Linked DNA regions of Mus musculus: region 2 is linked to region 1. Evidence: chromatin loops called from intact Hi-C (ENCODE). Cell type or tissue: left cerebral cortex. All regions are shown on one strand. Links, peaks and the distances in the headings refer to the core of each region. The heading gives the core; the rest is flanking DNA.

What was found. Peaks named below come from ENCODE experiments on the same cell type or tissue, not always from the same donor. Only the 100,000 strongest peaks of a DNase experiment are listed, where the experiment ranks them.
Region 2: it touches region 1 in a loop (2.3-fold over the local background); 4 of 42 quality-filtered maps call a loop at or near these places.

What each region holds. Positions count from the first base shown.
Region 1 is chr11:79,064,056-79,074,395 of GRCm38, forward strand. Ksr1 (kinase suppressor of ras 1) reads right to left here. Exons shown (of 19, transcript NM_013571.3): 2 at 10,291-10,340. Among named protein-coding and RNA genes, the nearest start is that of Gm11201, 46 kb to the left of the region's middle. In left cerebral cortex, for the core only: CTCF peaks have their summits at 1,811 and 4,743 (motif pointing right); DNase peaks (open chromatin) are centred at 1,892, 7,731 and 8,253; H3K27ac peaks cover 216 bases.
Region 2 is chr11:79,112,217-79,122,556 of GRCm38, forward strand. All of the region lies in intron 1 of Ksr1 (kinase suppressor of ras 1), which reads right to left. Among named protein-coding and RNA genes, the nearest start is that of Ksr1, 29 kb to the right of the region's middle. In left cerebral cortex, for the core only: CTCF peaks have their summits at 919 (motif pointing left) and 4,406; DNase peaks (open chromatin) are centred at 925, 2,065, 3,505, 4,546 and 1 more place; H3K27ac peaks cover 2,055 bases.

The sequences.
Region 1 (10,340 bases), core at 1,607-9,606:
CTGTCCTTATAGCCCATGCAATCTACACTCAGTGACCTAGAACTCCAAAGAACTAGGAAATGGGTATGTAGTTCACAGCACCACACAACACGAAGTTATATGGCATGCTCTTAGCCGTGACTCTTTACCGACTGCCTGAGCCCAGTGGCTCTCCTACCTCAGAATCTTAATAGATACTTGGTTCAGGATCAGAAAAGATAAAGTGGCATTACTTAGAATGGTGCCCTCTATACAACCATGGCTAAGCACATGCTACTGAGAGTAAGCTAACTAGTGAGAGAGTGATGTCCATTCTCCACTTGGGACCTGCAGCCCTCAGACACTCCGCTTGGCATGGTGACGATTTGTAACGAGTGCATTCTGCAGCTGCAACCTCCCCAGGGTGAGATGATTCATTTGGGTACCTAGCAAAACGTAAATGATTGACGACTGACTACACAATGAACGGGCATTAAAGAAGAGAGAGAAGGTTAAGGGCAGTGAAGGGGGAAAGAACGTGAGAGGAAGGCAGCCAGCTCTGTCACACCACCAGAGACAGCTACGCTGAACTGGGCTGTTCTGGGGCCTGGGCTGAGGTGGATCCCATGGCTTTGGGTCACAACAACCTGAGTTAGAACTCTGACCTTACCAGCAGCTAACTCAGTGTACAGTTCTTAATTTTTCTGAGCTTAAGCTTGCTAAACCAGAAAATGAGGCCCCTTCCCCCCTTTTCTAGGCATGATGATTAAACAGGATTGTGTGTGTGCACGTTTGTGACCCGTGTGCACATGTGTGCATGTATCACACTCATACATACAAAGCCTTGTCACTTCCATCTTCCCCTTCACATCCCAACTTCAGCTCCTCTGTGTGGTTAAATGTGACTGACAGAAGTGTGTGGTCACCCACTGGGCCTCTGCTGGCCCATCCCAAGCAGGGAGGAGAGGAGTCTGTGGTCCAGTGGACCAAGCTACCCCTGAGATCCAGCATCCATGCTGAGACCCAGCATCTAATACAACAATCTCACTTCCTCTAGCAATAGGCAACGGGGGCTGACATTTCTATACAGATTCCTCCTCAAGGCAGCACGATGGAGGTTCTCAGCTGCCTGAGATCATCAGCCAGGCCTCTGGCTTCTCAGGGAGATGTGGGGCTGGAAAGAAGGAGAAAAAGGCTGGGGGAAGGGCCATAGGACTCACTCTGTTGATCTATACCTCAAGAGCCAATGTGCTTATGTGAGTTTGCTTCTTAGAGAACCTTCCTGTCTTTGAAGCCACCCTTCTCAGGCCAATAAAGCTACAGCCAGTGGGAGGCCAAGATGGTGGCAATGGCCAGGTGCTCATCCCAGAGAAGGCTGAGAGGACAGAAGAAAAGGGGAAGAGAATCCTGCCTACTGGTCCACAACATAAAGCCCTTTTCCAGGCCCAGGGACATCCTCAGCTCAGAAGCACCGGCTGCAGGAACTTATGTAAGGGCAAACGTTGAGGCTCTGTGCTGGACCACAGGTTCCTCGCAGCATCTGCCTCCTGCCTGCTAGAACTGATCCCAGCTGGCCTTTCCCACTTCCTTTAACAACTTCCAACAGGAAAATTGCTGAAGGGGGAAAAATGGCTCCTGGCCAGCGGGTTCTGAAGTCATTTCCCTAGTTGCAGCCAGAATCCCAAGCTGTGATGTTCAGACTTAACCTGTGGGGCAAGGGTGGCTGGAAACGGTCAGTATTGAAGGGGTGGGGTTTGCCTCTGACCCGTCTCTGGGCCTTAGGGCCCCCACTTGCAAGCAGGCTGCTGCCTTCTTCTTTGCATCTCTCCAGCAAACCCATGCTATTCTCTGCCTGCTCACCAGTGGGAGCTTTGTTTTCCATAAAAGAATTCCAATATCCAACCTTCCTCCCTAGCTCTCACACATGCTTCAATTACCCTCCTCAAGTCAAACCCACGCTCTCTGCTACACACACACAGAGCTCCTGAGCTGGCCCAGGCTCCTCCCAGCCTTTCTCCCTTGTATCCTAGGAGCACAGCTCTGGCTTTTTCCAGCCTCAGGGTCCCCACAGATACTGTTCCCTTGTCTCGGTGCTCTTCCTGCCCTACTCGGGATGAACAACGACTTCTCTGGTGTTGCCTGATGTCTTTCTGACGTGGACTTTCCTTGACTGCCTGGGATGAGTGTCTTTGCATCATACTTCTCATGCTGGCTTCCATTTGAGCACCTTATGTCAACTCTCAAGTTGTGTTTTACCCAAACCTGGAGCCCATGAGGCAGAGAGTGTCACAGCATCTAAGCTCTTGGCTTAAGCCCTCTTAGGCAGACACAAGAGCTGTACAGCTCAAGTGTAGTAACAGCCCAACATCCACATACTTTAACGCTCTTGATATCAAAGTGGTTCTCAACCTTCCGAATGCTGTGACCCTTTTATACAGTTACTCCTGTTTTTGTTATCCCTGCAAGCATAAATCATTTTGTTGCTACTTTGTAACTGTAATTTTGCTACTGTTATGAACCATAAGGTAAATATCTGATATGTGACCCCTGTAAAAGGGTCATTTGATATCTCACCCCAAGAGATCACAATCCATAGGTTGACAATCACTGATATAGAACCTTGAAGAATTCAGTTTGTCTGTGTATCTAAGACATCATTTCCTGGACACACTGGAGGGGACAGAGCCTTCTCATCATTGAGGTTCTATTAAGCAAAGCGTCTGTCCAGGATCCGCACTGGTGTGGGGAAAGAAGAGGAATCCAAGATTTCCAGGTAAGAAAAGCCATAGCTGGCTGGGTGGTGGTGACGCATGCCTTTAATCCCAGCACTTGGGAGGCAGAGGCAGGCGGATTTCTGAGTTTGAGGCCAGCCTGGTCTACAAAGTGAGTTCCAGGACAGCCAGGGTGATACAGAGAAACCCTGTCTCAAAAAAAAACCAAAAAACAAACAAACAAACAAAAAACCCAAAAAGAAAAGAAAAAGAAAAGCCATAGCTGTGGGTGCAGGGGTGAAGCCACTCCCCACCACTGCCCCTAACCACCTGCCACAGTCAGGAGAGCAGGCCCTGGGGTCATTGAGAGTGATGAGCTGGCCCTGTCCCTTACCGGATGAAGCCCTTCTGGGGTGCAGGCTTCTGTGTACCTCATCTGGGCAGCACAGTAGAGCTAGCCCTGATGGCGAAGGCACAGGTGGGCCAGCCCTGAGGGTGTGAGAGTGGAAGAGCTGGTCCAGCCGCTCACCTTCTGCAGCACCAGGGAAAGTGGGCCCAGAGCCTTGACTAAGCAGCACAGTAGAGCTGGCTCTTAGAGGCTTGGGTGTGCCCTGTCCCTTGCCAATGGTAGCACTGGGTGACCTAGCTGGAGCCGTGCTGGAGAGGTTCCCCTGGTGGTGCAGATAAGGGAGAGTCAGCACACTGACCAGCTCAGCTGCCACCCAGGCCCAGATCCAGGGCTCTGAGTTGCCCCACACCAAAATTTATATAATCCATAAATGGCTGGGGTGTGTGAAAGTGCCAGTCCTGATCCAAAGCTGCAGGATCCCCATGACACAGGACAACGAGATAACCAGGAGGCACAGTAAGGATCCAATACTGATGGTGTCACAGAAGCCTGAGATCTCAAACACAACTAATGACTCACTGCAACGAACATTTGTAAGTGAAGATGTGTGGACAGAGGGGTATACATACTGTGGGGGACACACACTGTGACGTAACAGCTTCCATGATGAGATGTTTTCTATGCTTTCATTGTCTGTTTTGGGTTGGTGTGTGTGTGTGTAAGTGTGTGTATGGTGTATGTGTATGTGGTGTGTGTGTGTGTGTGTGTGTGTGTGTGTGTGTGTGTGTGTGTGTGTGTGTGTTTTATTTTCGGGGAAAGGTTATAAGGACAAAGAGCAGATGTGAGTGAGTGGGGAGATGAGTAGGACTGGGGCACATGATGTCAAACTTACAAAGATTCAATAAAAAGTTTTTTTTATCTTAAAATAAAATAAAAGAAGAGGCACAGCAGCCTCTGAGCTGTGGAGGGCTGGGACACACTCAGGTGACATTCTGACTAGGTTTCTGTCAACTTGATCCAAGCTAGAGTCATCTGAGAGGAGGGAGACTCAACTGAGAAACTGTCTCTGTAAGATTGGGCTGTAGACACGACTGTAGGTCATTTTCTTAATTAGTGACAGATATGGGAGGGCCCAGCCCATTATGGTTGGGGCCACCCCTGGGCTGGGGGACCTGGGTTCTATAAGAAAGTGGGCTGAGCAAGCCAGGGGAAGCAAGCCAGTAAGCAGCACCCCTCCACGGCCTCTGCATCAGCTCTTCCAGGTTCCTGCCCTGCTTGAGGTCCTGTTGTGATTTCCTTCAATGATGAACAGTGATGTGAAGTGTGAGCCAAATAAACCCGCTCCTCCCCAAGCTGCTTTTGGTCATGGTGTTTCATCACATCAACAGTGACCCTAGCTAAGACAGGTAAGGACAAATGAGTCCCAGTGCTCAGTTGCCTCAGCCTGCCCGTGCAGCTGTCGCTCCACGTGCATGTGAACTAATTAAGTAATAATTAACTTTTTGAGGCAATGTCTTGCTATGTAGCCCAGGTTATCCTTGAAATTATGTAGCCTTGGCTAGACTCCAAATCATGAACTTCCTACTCCACCTTCCTGAATCCTAGGATTAAGGTATGTGCTATCATGTGGTCCTGGCTTGACATCCCTCTATCTTTTTTCTTTTAAAGATTTATTTATTTATTATATGTAAGTACACTGTAGCTGTCTTCAGACACTCCAGAAGAGGGCATCAGATCTCTATGGATGGTTGTGAGCCACCATGTGGTTGCTGGGATTTGAACTCAGGACCTTCAGAAGAACAGTCAGTGCTCTTAACCGCTGAGCCATCTCTCCAGCCCCGACATCCCTCTATCTTTACCCACCGAGAAAGACACTGTTGCCTGGAAAGTGACCATAAACACTGTCCAGCCCTGTGACATCAAGTTAAGGTGATGGCTAGCTCACCCTAGGGAGGCAACCTTGTACTTCCTATGGCCTCATACATACATGATCTTGCTTATGTCTTCCTCCAGCCATAAAGCCGTGAAGAGCTACAGTCAGAACAACATTCAAAAGGTGGAAGGGACAAATTCTACCACAGAAAGACCCCCACCCACTCAGGAGGCTTCAGGAGATGCCCTAAGACACATCACCCTGTGGTGAGATGTCAAGGCTGGACCCTTCAGCTGCTAGGCATTCTAGACCTGGTGTGCAGAGGGACAGAGAGATGCTGAGAGGAACCTCAATACCCCCAACCTCTGTCCCCACTGATTGTTATCCATTTCTACCACCCTTGGACCAGAAAAGGCTTGCCAAAGGCTTCCCACCTGCTAGGTGCCCCGGGGCTAGGTAGGTACAGAGCTTTTTCAGGTACATGTGGCTTCTGTGGGCACAGGCTCACAGATTTATTCATATGCTGAAGTCACAGTGAGCACTTGTGTAAGCAAGTGGTCTCATCCAAACACAATCATTCATAATGGAGGATCTCTTCCTCCCTCCCTCCCTTCCTTCCTTTCTTCAGGTGTTGAGGGACTCAGTGTGTGTATGTCTGGGGGAGGTCTCTCAGAGGCGGGGGGGGGGGAGGGGGGAGTAGGGGGAGAAAGGATGTCTCTGTTCCTACCGCAGCAGGCTAGCTGTCCCTTTAGCTTTGCCAGCTGCTCTTTCTAGGGAACAGCCCCCTACCTATCACTGAGCTGCATCCCCGGCCCACTGTCAGACATCCTGAAGAATTCTCTCACTATTGTGCTCTAAAAGAATGAGGTGGATTTTCTGGATTTACACAAAGGCGAGAATAAGACTGACATCATGCAGAATTCATACTGCACGATCCCATTATAGCAAACAAAAGGCAGGAAGGGAACACGCGGGAGCTGTCAAGTGTCCATGAGTGCAGGAAGGGAACACGCGGGAGCTGTCAAGTGTCAATGAGTGCAGCGTGCATGGAGAAGCCTGGCCAGGGTACCTGGCAACTGCAAACAAGGTGCTTATCTCAGAGCACAGGCACAGGGAGGCCTCCACTCACTCCCTCCATAAACAACCCCTGCCACTGCATGGGGTGGAATGCACTTGGAAGGCACTCTGTGTCTCTCAGCATCCATGGGCCTCTAATTTGTGCCCTGATCACTTCCTGCGTGGGATAAGCAACAGGAGCAAACACAAAAAGGTGAAAACACGCAAAGCTGACACATGAAAAGCCATGAGCGAAGAAACCTGGCTTGGGCCTGTGAGGCGAAGATGTGCTTGTGGGGGAGGGGGTCCCAGCTGTGCCCACAGGACAAACGCAGGACATGTGTTCCCCAGGAGACCAATGGGAAAGCGTTGAGAAGACCTTTCTGAAGGACAATGGGACTGAAATCACTGGAGGAAGACATACAGCAGAGGCACGGACCAGCCTGGTTGAGGGCTTCAGTGACAGAGGCAGCGCGGTTCCTGGAAGCCTCCCGACCGCCTCATAGGACACAACTCTACAGCTCTGGCTTCCCTCTGTCTCTCGAAGCCTGAGGAGAAGGCTGAAAAAAACTATCTGAATCTTTCCCGATATGGGTAAACTGAGGCTCAGAGGGAAGAAGTGGTCTGCTCTGGGATACACAGGGAGAGAAGATCGAGGGGCCCTTGGGACACGCACAGCACCTCAAATTCTGGGTGCCCTCACACCCACACATCAGCGGCCACAGAACTCAAGGATGTTCAGCTCCCGTTGGAACGTAGCCCCAACAGCAAGCCCGAGGGCCTTCAGAGGGCATGTTCAGCCAGGGAGCCATAGAACGTGTAACTCCCATCCAGAGCAAGGGGCAGAAGATGCTACACTGCCTGGCCGACTGACCCTGTCACGTTCATATGCACTGGGGACCATTTTGTGGGGGAGTAGAGGGGAGCTGAGTTCTGTAGTCTGTACTCCTCAGAAGAGACTCTTTCCAGCTCAAACTTCAGAGTCAAGCAAACAGGGGGTCTCTCTAGAAGGATCTACATTACTACAGAGACCTCTAGCCAGCTTCCTGGAGAGGCTGACAGGTTCTGGGACCTCCCCATGGCAGGCTAGGATGCTGAGTGAGGGTTGGAGTGATCTCATGAGGGCACCAACAGGACCTCAGTAGGAGTCAAGTTGTCCTTCCAACCCTTTGGGGATTTGTTAGCTTCCTTTAACAGTAGGTGGGCCAAGGTACTAGGGCAGGCAGGCCAGGCAGATAATGCTACTTAGCTTCTAGTGCCCATGGCCTAGGGCCAGTCTGGCACAGTAAGAAGCATGCTATTGTGTTAAAGGCCCAGGCCTCCTGCAGGGTAGAGGGCTCAGAAGGACTGAGAGCCCTGGTCTTTATGACAGAGTCCATGTGCACAGACACATCACTGCTTAGGAACACCCAGAGAATGGATGGGAAGAGAGGATCCTAACTATTGCCTAACAAGCTATTGACGTGGGGAGACAGGGTGGAAGACAGCACCTACCACACATGAAGATGGGCAGGACATAATCTCTGCTTGAGCAGCTGGCTTCTGAATGGTCAACTGTCTCCAGGTGAGAGGTCACAGGCAGCAGGCAGTGTTCCTGTTTTCTCACCCCCACCCTCTGTTCCTAGAGCCCTCTGTCCTGAGGGACACTCTGGCTCCCATCATGCACTCGGCCTTGGGGCCTGGTGGCCCGTCCGCTCCTCAGATCCACAGGAGCTCACTGCTCACTGAGCACACAGCTCTGCTGAGTCATTTGGGACTTCATGATTCAGCCAGGGCTTGACTCAGCACCAGCTACAGCTCGGCCTTGCTGGGAGGCCTCTAACCCAGCAGCCACCACAAGGCACACTCCAAATTATCAGTCACCGCCCTGGGCACACTGGGCCCCATCCCCCAAAGATAGTCTCCCAAGGTCTTGAGGTATCTGCTGAGAATCCCTTGGGGCATAAAACCGGCTGCCAAGTATATCTTCAGAGAGCAAAGAGGTGAAAGGCACACTCAAGAGTCCAGCACATTGGATTGAACCACGCACAAGTTTGTCCTTGTCACCAGCTCTGTGAACATGCCTGAACTGCTGTGTTCTCATTTGGAGGTACCGACATAGATCCTGGGGATGAGGGAGGTACAATGAGATTCGGGGGACAGTGGCAGCATGGGGACAGCTTGCTTCTGTATAGCCTCCAAATCTATATACTTAAATCTGTGTCCACATTGCATGTCCAACCTCCTTCTTGTACGGCAGAAGACTGACTGATGAGCAGGAAGGTGGGCGAGGAGACAGACAGAGATTGTAGCTCATTATACTCTGTGTATATGCTAGATGCACCCACGTGTGTGCGGGCGTGCAACTTTTATCATTCAAGGAGCCAGTTGCAAAAGGCATTTTCCCCCAGGCTTCTTCCAGCCCACCCTTTCTGGCTACAACGTGGACCACGCTACACATGAAGGTAACTGGGGCCTAGGACATCTTGGCTAGGATTCACTCATTCCCCAATCCTGTGACAGGACAGGCACATTTCCACCCAGGGATATCTCCTAGGGAAAATTCCAGAGCCGTTTACAAAGAGTGTCACAGCGAAACTGGTTACTGTCATGTCTAATAGCCAATGGCTGGAGTTGGCTTTTGTCTGGTAACTTGGCACCACCCAATCAGGAGACACTAATAAAGAAACAATCAATAAGAGACAAAAGTGTGAAGCACCAAAAAGAACACACTGGGCTAACCGTCAACTGATGAGAGTAAAACGTGAGATTGTTCTAGATGGTCCCCGTGTCCAGAAGTACCAGATGAGTGGTACTCTTACATTCCAATCTGGCAGCCACACTTGAAAACCCAAAACCAACCAGCCAAACAAACAAACAAACAAACAAACAAAAAACCGGCTGAGCACAGCGACTCACAACTCACGCTTATAATCCAGCGTCTGGGTGGCAGAGGCAGGAAGATCGTCCCAAGTCTGAGGCCACCCTGCTGGTCTACAGATAGAGTTCCAGACCAGCCAGCGATATATGGCAAGACCCTGCCTCAAAAGCAATCAACCAATCAACTATACCAAATAGACAGGGGAGAGTAATTTTAATGTTATAAACATATGTCCAAAAAGACTGTCCCTTCAACATGTCACAGGCAGGAAAAGTCACACACAAAGTAATTTTATACTGTTTCTTTGGTACCCAGGCTTTAGACTACAGCTCTTGTCTCTAAAGGCGCAGGTACGGGGCTGCCTGAGACCAGTGGCTGGCTGGTCCTAACCCCTTAGAAATGGGGGCAGGAGGGATAAGAATCTCAAAGGGTTGTTTAGTTTTGTTTTCCTGAGTGGTAGACAGGCAGGATACCCTTCCCTTGTTCTGTTCGCCTCAGAGCCCACACTGAATGGACTTAACTGTAAGCACTAGCGAGGGTTAGAACTGATGTAGGAGATTGTATGAGGGTCGGTCTTTCCCATTTTATGAGACTTGACCTGGTAAAGCATAGCTCCCACCTGGCCACTTCTGTCAGTTCCGTGAGTGTCGCTCTGTACCCTGACACTGCCCTGCACCCTGACGCCGCCCTGCACCCTGATGCCACCCTGTACCCTGATGCCGCCCTGCACCCTGACATGCCCTCCAAGGGCACTGTTGGCTAAGAGGTAGGGTGAGGTTGGGTAGAATGTGGACAGATGGAAAGATGGACTGAAGGAGACAACGCAGTTCAGGCAGTCAGGAGAGGACACTGAGCTGAGCTCAGGCTCTTGTTTCCTAATCCCATGGCTGCCTCCTGCCAGCTGTGTGTCCTCAAGTATGACAGAAGAATGGCAAGACCTTCTTTATAGAACTCTGAGCAGAATGAGATCATCTAGTTTCCTTTATTATATGCATAAGTGCTTTGTCTGCACGCATGTGTGTGCATCGTGACTGTGGAGGCCAGAAGAGGGCATCTGATCCCCTGGATCTGAAGTTACAAATGGCTGTGAGCCACTGTGTGGGTCCTGGGTCCTGGTACTGAACCCAGGTCCTCTGCAAGAGCAGTAACTGCTCTTCTTAAGTTCTGGGCCATCTCTCTAGCCCCAAGGTTACAATGTCACAGCCATAGAGTCAAGAATTCCAGGAAAGGTCATTGTCATGATGATCAAATGAATGGCCAGTTTAGTGGGGCTATCCCAGCTTATGTGGCAATGGCACCTGGGGCACTTGCTATAGCCACAGGTATCCTGGGTTGCTCCTGGTTGCTGCTGTTTCCCAGCTCGCATGCCATCCTCTGCCCTTTTCCAAGAGCAGAGCATTTCCCACCTCCATCTCAGCCATTCTCAAGTTTGGATGTGGTCCCCGCTCATCCCTCTTGCCCTGGCCTGGGTTCTGCCACATACCTGCACCACCTCAGGCCTCACGTTGAAGATGTACAGCCAGTCACTGAAGC
Region 2 (10,340 bases), core at 858-8,857, 47 kb after region 1:
TAACCCTGGAGTCCTGGGCCAGGCTACCCACTACTCTTATTTCTTATTCCTGCAGAAATCCACAGACACAGGCAGAGTGTCACACAAAGGCATTCTGGCAAGAAGGGCATGGAGTGGGCAGGGGGACAAGGAAGTGAGACAGTTACTGCACATGGCACTCCTTGCCCCACCATGTCCCCTCTGACTGAAACATACATTTCCGGGCAGACACGGTTTCTAAGAGACACCCAACTTCTCAGATGCCTTTCCCAGGCTCCGCAGGTAAAAACCTCAGCCTTGTGCACAAATCATTCCCGCTCTGAACACCGGGGCCTCCGTCCAATGGCTGCTCATCTGCCCCACCCTCGCCCCCACCCCAGCTGCCCGACTTACCCGGCTATGCCCACTGAGATATCTTATCAGCCTCTCACTTGGGCTGCTGGGCGGGAATGGGATCACCTGGGGCACCTGCTTATGGGCTGGGCAGGGACACAGCCGCCTACCGGGCACAGGGAGTCACCCAGCAGACCGCACTGAGTCAGAGGCCAGGGTCCAAAATCAGTTTCCTGGAGGGCCTGTGACACCACCCAATGGTTCAGACATGGCCATCAGGGCTCAGACGGGGCTGCCAACCCGACTCAGAAAACGGCTCCGTCAAGGATTTTTTTTTTTAAGCTGTACAAGTGCCAGAAACCTCTTCCTCTTGTTATTACTTTTGAATGTAAATTAAAAGACCTGTTCTTTCATGTCTCTGGAATGCCGATATCAGTTCCTCAGCTGTCTCCAGGAAAACATGAGCTCTGCTGGAGTCAGAAACAGCGGGGCTCAGTCCCCTCGTCCATTTAAGGACATTGGCCAGGCATGTGACAGTGGGTAAGTTGTCTCTTTCACTTTTTATGACTAGGATAGACTTCAAGCTTCCCAGTTACTGCCACCTGCTGTTCCTTCCCATGCCCAGAAAGCCACTGGCTTCGATTGCCAGGCTCCGCACACCGCTGGGACCCCACACCCCCACTGCAGGAACTACTACACAGTCCTTGCACAAAATCTGCGCGGTAGCTTTGCCCTCAAGTTCAAGTCTTTTGCTTAAACTCCTTAGATGGCCTCCCTCACTGCTCCTCAAGCTCTCTGGATTTGTGCATTTGTGTCTGAGTGTGTATTCAAGTGGGGGCGTGTAGGGGCCAGATGGTCAACCTTAGGTGTCCTTGCTCGGGGAGTGGGGTCTGAGGGGGGGCATCCACCATGTCTTTAAGACAAGTTTCTCACTGTCTGGAGCCTGCCAAGTAAGCTAAGTTTGCTGGTCTGTGAGTGGAGGGATCCTCCTGTCTCTGCCTCTCCAATACTGAGATGGGAACAGCCATCTACCACACCCAGCTTTTTTTTTTTTTTTTTTTTTTTTTGTGGGTACTGGAGATGGAACTTGGGTCTTTGTGCCCAGACATCAAACAACTTATTAACTGAGCTTTCTCCCCCTTATCCTTCCTCTACTTTCCTCGCTCCCTGTCAGACATAGATCCCTAGCATGTCCAGGGAGGGGCCTCTGCTCCAAACCACAGCAGCCATCGAAGTCCCATGTCGGGGCTGGCAAAATGGCTCAGTGGGGAAAGGTACTTGCCATGGAGCCTGAAACCTGAATTTGATCCTGGAAAGTCCTCTGATCTCCACACCTACTCTGTGGCATGCTGGCTGGCACTCTCTCTCTCTCTCTCTCTCTCTCTCTTTCTCTCTCTCTCTCTCTCTCACACACACACACACACACACACACACACACACACACACACACACAGAGTCCATGTGGATGACAACTGTTCCAGGAAGATGGGACACAACCAAAGGGCCTCAGGACCCCTAACGTTCTCTCCAGACACAGAAGCAGACAGAGTGAATGACCTGCAGACCACATAGCCATGGGTCTCTTAAGGGGAATAAGCTGGACAACAGAAGCCCACTGAGCTGAGCTGAGCTGAGCTGAGCTGAGCTGAGCTGAGCTGAGCTGAGCTGAGCTGAGTCTGTCTTGCTTCTGCTTCCCAGCAGCAGGCAAATCCTTCAGCTCTGCTAGCGAGTGTCACCAGTGCGACTGCACTCATGCGGGGCCCATTATTTCCTCCCCGAGTCCCCTCCCTCCTTGACATACCCCTTAATTAAAGTTTAGGGTTGGGATTTTTTTTTTATGATGCTGTTCTTTAAGCACATGACAACACAGAAGGAAGAGTTATTTAAATCCAACTTGCAAGGGGAAACCGGCATCGTTAGAAGGGCAAAGCAAGAGCACATTTCACTGGGTTTCAGGTATTTCAAGGTCACTTCTGAAGAACAAGACAGAAAAAAAATGGGATCCTGGAACTAAGGAGCAACAGCCTGACAGAGTGACATGCTGGGTTTTACTGTGACTCCTTCCATACCTAACTTACCCATGGCACTCCGTCTGTGACAGAGACACACTCCATCCGAGAGTGGGAAAGATAAAAGGCAAGGTGAAAGGTATGGATGGCTAGCAGGCCCACAGCGGACAAGACACCCCCAGCCTGTCCTTGCTCCTCCTCCTGCAGCCACCCCGGTCCCACTTCCTCCCAGTCTCTCTGGTCCTCCCTGGGAGGTGTTCCCATGATGCCAATGATGGGGCTCTCCTCCTCCTGGGACGATGACCTGGGGGTTGCTCCTGAAATGAGGTCACCCACAGGAGACCACATGCCCATGAAAACCAGGCCTCCGATGACAGCATCTCGAATTTGTCCTAGGATGGTCCCCACCCAGCCTGGCATGACCTGGCCAGATGGATAAGCCACCAGGGGCTCTGTATCTGTGTTGTATCCCGTGTCCTATTTCACTAGATCAAAGTTCTGCACCTGGATGTTTGCAGGTGTCACAAGAAGAATCCCTTCCCGCACCCTACTTCCTAGCAAAGAGAAGAGCTTGGTGGGGAGAAATTGAATTTAAAAGTACAGCTTGGCAGGCTGGAGAGATAGCTTAGTAGTTAAAAGCACTGGCTGTTCTTGGAGTTCGAGTGTTCCAACACCCACATGGTGGTCCACAACCATCTGCAATTCCAGTTCCAGGGGAAGGACCCCCACGGGCACCTGGCATGGACATATATACATGCAGGAAAAGAAAACACTCATACGCAGAAAATCAAAACGCTAAGTGCAGTTTTGTCCAGGTGTGGTAGCCCTCGCCTTTAATCCCGGACTCCTTGAGTTTGAGGCCAGCCTTATCAAAATAGTGAGTACCAGGACAGCCAGGGCTACATAGTGAGACCCTAGCTCAACAAACCAAACCAAATGCAATTTCATTTGCATTTATGAGCTATAACCATAAAAATGAAGCCAGCTCTTTTAGTTTGATTTTTTTTTAAGAAAGAAAGAGAAAGAGAGAAGGAAGAAGGGGGGAGGCACAGAATTATATGGTACACATGAGCCTGGCAGGACGGGCAAGAATAGGCACCATGTGGAGCTGACAGTCAGGGTGGCTGAGGAAACCTACTGGACTAAATAGTTCCAGAGCATGATTTCCTGTGGGGGCCAAATATTCCCAGCCATAGCCACAGAACTGGATCCCTGCCCCTATCTCAAACCATGTCTTTAAAAGGACGTAAGAAGTAGAGAGTAAGAGTTGGCAGCTGAGGCTCCAGTCCTAGCTTGACCACCCGCTGTGACCCAGTGGCCTTAGACACAACCGGGTAGTTCACGAAGACTCTCAACTTTGTCATTTTTAAAGGGCAACAGACAATGGTGCCTATCTGTTCATAGTGTTTCCTGAGGCCCTAAGATCAGGGCGTCGGGTACACCACACACAGTCGACTGTGCAGAGTGCTAATTGGAACTAAAATGATGAGGGGTTAGGCAAGGTTGGCAAATTCCACACGGATGCTTTCAACTGAGTGGTATCCTTAAAGCAAGGTCAACTCCCATTTCCCTCCCGACATGAAATACACTATCCAGCAAAGACAAAAAGCAGTTTCAAAAGCCAAGTCCTTTGGCCAATACCACGTAATGAGCACCTGTCAGGAATTTAAACATATTTCCCAAATCCTTAGCCCTTCCTTGTAGATGAGATACCATGGCTTGAAATCTGCCCCCACCTCCCTCACCCCCCGCCCCTACTGATCATACCAAGCCAAAATTTCACAGCCAGGTCTGCATACTGGTCTTGGATTCTGGACTTTACCTAGCCCATGGCTGTCTTGCTGCAACAGTAAACATGTCTACCATTCAAATTTTCTAAAACTGTGAAGAACCCCCAAAATGCCCTGATTCAGAAGTGTCAAGAACTGTGCCCAGAGAAAGGGAAGTCAAAGGCTTATGACTCTCGAGAAAAAACCTTGCCATCAGATTCCCCATCTTCCCTAGAGGAATAGGTGCTGGCTCCGGTGGGCAGACACCAGCTGCAGAGCAAGGCGAAGGTGAGCTGAACAAGGCTGTCAGGAAGGCCAGTCTGACCTGTGCTGGCTGCTGCCTGCATCAGGGCTCACCAGGAACCACAGCCTCTAGAAGATCCGAGTGTAAAATTACCTTCTGAGATGCTTCATGCATTTCTATTTTGAAGCCACCCACTCCTAGCTGATGCTCACACCCTCCCAGGCGATTCCCTCCTCCCCACGTACAACTTAACTGCTTGTCAGCACCGTCTGTCTGTGGGCAAAGGAGTCCCATCAGGTGGCTGACCCCAGTAAATAATTAAAGGGTGATCCCACAGCCCCAGCGGAGGCCTATTGAGAGGAGGGAGCCCTGCTAAATTAGACATGGCAGGGAGGCACGCTAACAGCTTAGCAACTGCTTCCTTGACAGATGGTGAGCAGAGCGCAGCCCACAGAGCAGCCTGCCAAGGGCAAGGCAGGGCAGGACAGGGGCACGGAGCCTTGGCTCTCGGCAGGCAGGACCATCTCAACGACACGAGAGAGTCTGCGATGGCTCTTCAGCAAAGACCCGCACCACCCGGGGAAACCCACCACCCTCTCGAGGCTAAAACAACACCCAACCTTTTACTTCTTTTTCTCTTTTTAGTGGGAGGAAAACACCAACCAGAAAGTAAAATTTCCCAAAGTGCCAGCCTTCTATGGGCCGAGTGAGGGAGAAAGAGAAAAAGGTCAACTTCCATTTCATCTTCCCACCAAAGTGGGCACATGAGAGCGATCTGTGTACAGTTTATATGCAGGCCCACATAGGAGCAACAAATGCACAAATGCTCTGTGAGACAGGACTGGGCCAGGCACAGTGGCACATGCCTATATTTCCAGCTAAACTGAGCCTGGCTCAAAATCTAGAAAAACAAAGAAACCAGGCTGGTGGCACAGACCTGCAACCCCAGTGCTGGGGCGCTGGCCACAGCTGGGGAGCTGGTAGCAGGGGGGTTATGGACGCTTGGAAAAGTAAGAACAACTTGACAGACCCCGTCTCAACAGCAATATGCTTGTTTAGGATTTCTGAGGCTCAAGGTTCAATCCCAGAACCTCTAAAAACCAAGAGTTAAAAAACAGCTGGGACCGGGCATGGTGGCTCCTGCTTCTAATCCTTATATTTGGAGATAGACACAAGAAGATTTAAAAAAAAATTCAAGAACATCCTTGGTTACACTGAAAATCTGAGCCAGGGCTGGTGGTTGTAGATACCAGAATGCCAGCAGTTGGGTAGCTGAGGCAGGAAAATCTCTTGAGTTCGAGGCCAGCCTATTCTACATGGAGCATTCCAGACATCCAGGGCTACATGGAGAGAACTTGTTTCAGAAATAAACAAACAAAAGGCTGGAGACGAAGCTCAGTTGGTACAGTGCCTGCCTAGCAGGCACAAAGTCCGGAGTTCCATCCCAGGCACTGCAGAGCCCAGTCACAGTGATGTATAGCTGTAATCGTCGCACTCGGGAGGTGGGGGCACAAGGGTTGGAAATTCAAGGCTATCCTCAACGACAGTGAGTTGCAGGCCAGTATGATCAGCACTCACTCACTTAGGAGAGAAGGGGTTTTGGGGAGCCCTCAAGGGACTCTGGCTATTGTCACCTGTACTTTTAGTTTTTGAGTTTTGTCATTACCTGTGTTTCATTGTGTGTGTGTGTGTGTGTGTGTGTGTGTGTGTGTGTGTGTGTGTGTGTGTGTGTGTGACAGTGCATACAGAGAATGCTAGAGGAAAACTTATAAGAGTCAATTCTCTGCTTCCACCATGTAAGTTCCAAGGACTGAAGCCGCGTTGGCACGCATGGTGGCTAGTGTCTTAACTAGATGAGCCATCTCAACAGCCCTCACACGTGTTTTTAATGATGGGGGCAAAACGTTTTCATTTCATTTCTCAAACTTTGTTTTCCATCATATATGATGAGCTAGTCTGTCACAGTCTATCACAGAGACTATCTATCACCCAGGTCACTTAAAAGGCATTAATATTTGCTCACACTTAGGCAGTATTACTGTGTTGTGTGCCTGGTGTATCACATGATAAACAACCAGCCCTCTTCCAGAGGGAGAAACAGAGTTGTCACGCTGACTCGCTGGCCCCTCACCTGAGCTCCGCAGCTAGAGTTTCACAATGGGCATCGTCTACACACAGAACAGAGAGGAAGGGGTGGGGGTGGCAGGAGTAGCCGGGCTGCCAGGGATGTGTGTCTACAGAGCCAATAAAGGGGAAAAAGAACAAAAGGAGGACAAACGAGAGAGCACAAAGGGAAAGCACATGAGGAGATGCTCACCTCAAAAGCAGCTGCCCTGGGCGCACCCTTGACCCACTCCCCTGGCCTGCACCCTTCACCAGCCCTCCCACACATGTCCCTCTTCAGAAAGGCAAAGAAAAGCAGAAGAGACGGGGCCCAGACCCCAAGAATGTTGCACAATACAAGAACAGGAACTTTCTTCTTAGAGTGTAGCGTGCAGCTGAGCTCCCACGTGTGTGCTTCTCCACACCCTCCCTTCAAGTAAGCATTGTCCGGCTAGGGGGTCCCACAGTCATCCCTGGTTCCTCGGGCCTTGGGGAAGGTACAAGCTGTCAGATAGGAGAGAGCAGTACCAACACATGGCAGAGACTATCAGGGGCCATCACATGTAGACCAGAGCCACAAAGGCTCCCTTCCCTTGCCTTGAGTGTCTACATGTTCTGGAGCTGCCTGACAGATCAGGGACTGATGCAATAGAGCCTCTTACAGCACCTTTTGATTAATGCCAGTTCCTGGAAGCTAGGAAAGTTACTGCAGCATTGATGGTAACAGCAAAACTGGAAACACCCTAAACATCCATCAGGAGGAGACTGGCTTTAAGAAAAAGGTGACAGGGGGTCTGGACTCTGTGATGAGAAGACAGAAGCAGGAGGGGGCCATGTCAACACAGTGAGTACCAGGCCAGCCAGGACAACACGGCAAGACTCTGCCTTGACATGAAATCCCCCATACTAATAATGACACAGGCACAGTGAGGAAAGAGAATCCAGCTACCTTAAAAAGAGCAAAATGATGGGCTTGGTGGAGCACGCCTTTTATCCCAGCACTTGCGAGGCAGAGACAGTCAGATCTTTGTAAGTTCAAGGCCAGCCAGATCTACACAGGGAGTTCCAGGTTAGCCGGGCTACAGAGTAAGACCCCAGGTGGTAAAGGAGCAGGCCACCAAATCAATCCCCAGGACTCACAGACTGAAAGGAGAGAAGCCTTACGCTGTCCTCGGATGCACACACACACCCTACCCCACCCACAGGGTATGGCATGTGTGAGCATACACAATAAATAAATAAATGCAATAAAATTAATTTAGAATGTTTAAAGTGTGAATGCTTCTGAAGAGGGAAAGTAGGCAGGGTGGGGGGTTGGGGGGGGAGCATGGCAGCACTGGCACCATAGCACCACAGCATATATATGAAGGTGGTTTCCTTTTATTCTAGAGCCTTTTACAACCTCCCAGAATCTTGTACTATATGCATAAATTGCTTTCACTAAAATACACACACACACATATATATACACATACATACATATGTATGTGTGTGTGTGTGTGTGTGTGTGTGTGTGTATCTCACAAAACAACAACAAACTGTATATATCACAAAACAACACAGTGGCTGGCTGGCACTTTTCCAGGAGTGTTTCACCATCATCACAGAACAGGAAAGTACCAGACTATCAATTTCTCCATTTACAGCTAACGCTGCAGCCCAGGCACTGAGTGCCGTGATGCCAGAGATGGCAACACATGCCTATGACCCCTGACCTTGAGAAGCACAAGAACTGCTGCAAGTTCAAGTCCAGTCTAGTCTACAGAGTGAACTCCAAGCCAGCGAGGGCTACATATTGAGAGCCTGCTGAAGAAGAGGAGGAGAGGCAGTGGGGAGATGGGAGTGGCGGCACATGCCTTTAACTCAATCCCAACACCTGGGAATCAAAGGCAGGGGAATGTCTGTGAGTCCCAGGATACCTGGGTCTACATAGTGAGGCTGTCTCAAAGGACAACAAAAAGGACAGACAGTGTGTATGTGGCAGGTCAGGAAGAGAGACCACATCTCCAGTGTACAGGTCTGTCTTCCCTACTCTCTACCAAAGATGCGATACCCGACTGACATGACCTGGTCAAACCCTTCCGTAGTGACATCCCTTCCCAGGCTGCAGTTGCACATGGGGCAGATTAAGGATGGAAACAGCCCACAAGTCCCTCAGGGAAGTCAGGACACAGTCTTGGTTAGAACACCGAGCTGAGAAGCGGGGCTGCTGCCTCTAGAAGTAAGCTTAAGGACAGTGGGATGGGGCTGTTAACCTCTGACCCTGACACTCAGGGCATGGTCAGCCAGCATGGCCTCTCCCGAGTCCTCAGCAGGGATCCTGCCAATACACCACAACCTTGCAAACTCAGTGGGGCACGCGGTGCATGAACTGACCACTCTGCGATCAGAACCGCAGTGTGGAAGGCAAAAACAAGATCATCCTGGTGCCTTCATGCCAGCAACCAGGCAACTCAACAGCCTGAGATGCCAGACCCAAGCCTGTGGTGACGACCCTGAGCCAAACCACCCTGTTTAAATACCACTCCTGTCAGCATGTTTACACTGAGGAAAAACCTTGAAGAGCTGTGCAGAAGATCATAAAACCTAGGGCCAGGGGGAGCTGAGAAAACATGATGGGTTTTCTCTGCAATAAAAATCCACTGTGCCCACTTCATTGGAGGCCAGAAAAAACTCAGTCCAAATCGTAATACTTAATACCTAGTTAGCAAATGCTACCAAACCGAAGTCCAAATAGTCTTTTCAACAAACTCTATCCCACTGAGGGCCAGGAACAGAAGGAGTTCCAAGGATAATTAGAATGATTGCCACTTAGAAGACACAAACCACACAGATGAATCTACACCAGGCATGTACCACGAAGGGCCTCTTGCACAGGACCTCCTTAGTTTTCCAAGGAGCCCATGAAGAGCATCTTATATCATCCCATTTTACAGAGGAAGAAACCAAGGCTCTGGGGTGTAATAGCTCATCCCAGGTTTCAGAGCTATAGCAAATAGGCCAGTCTGGCTCCAAAGCTTCCTCTACCCACTCCACATGACACGACCCTGCCCGAAGGAGGTTCCCACTCGGCCAAGTATCGCACTTCCTCTAAACCCATTGTGTGCAGCAAGGCAGTGGAGCCTGTAACTTACCCCCTTCCAGACTCCAAAGTTCATCTACCTGAGCCTCAGAAGGGGGTACAAGCCAAGCAGGCAGAGGTAGGGTCTGCAGGGTGGGGGACACAGCAAAGGATCCCAGGAGCTCCAAACATCCTCCCACATGGCCACCTGGGTGCTAGGCTCATCCCTGGGGACTGTGTGTACATTGATAACATGCCAGAGTCACCGCCTAGAAGAGGAGAATCCACAGGTATATCCCTACCCCCCAGAACAGGTACCTTGTATCACATGTTCAATTGTCTTTGGGGCCAGGACTCCCTGAAGTAATGGCCTTCTGTGCACTTATGTATCCAAGTGTCCAGTAAATGTTTGCTAAGTATTACCATGACCCTCTGAAAGGTATGGAGGACAGAACTCTCCTAGGAGGTGACACACTGCAGGATCCCAATGCTGGGGTGGACCAGACCAAGACAACGGGAACCTCCTTCACAGTCCTGCTTCCCAGAGAATGTATCTCTCCCCCAAATGGCCAACTCCTCACCATGAAGCAAAGTTGGCCCCATCTACAGAAAGAACACACGCTCAGAAGACTATGTCCAGCTCCCTACACATGGAGGGAGTCCTTGATGTTCTGTCAGGAAGCCATAAGGGGCTGTGTGACAAAACCAGTCCTCTCACTGGCCTATCCCTTGAAGGCCTGTTTCTGTAGGCACACCAATCTGCGGACACTGCACAGTGGTGCATGGCAGTATATAAGTGTGCTTTGTGAGATTGCCAGCGCTGCAACCCAGGAGACAACCAT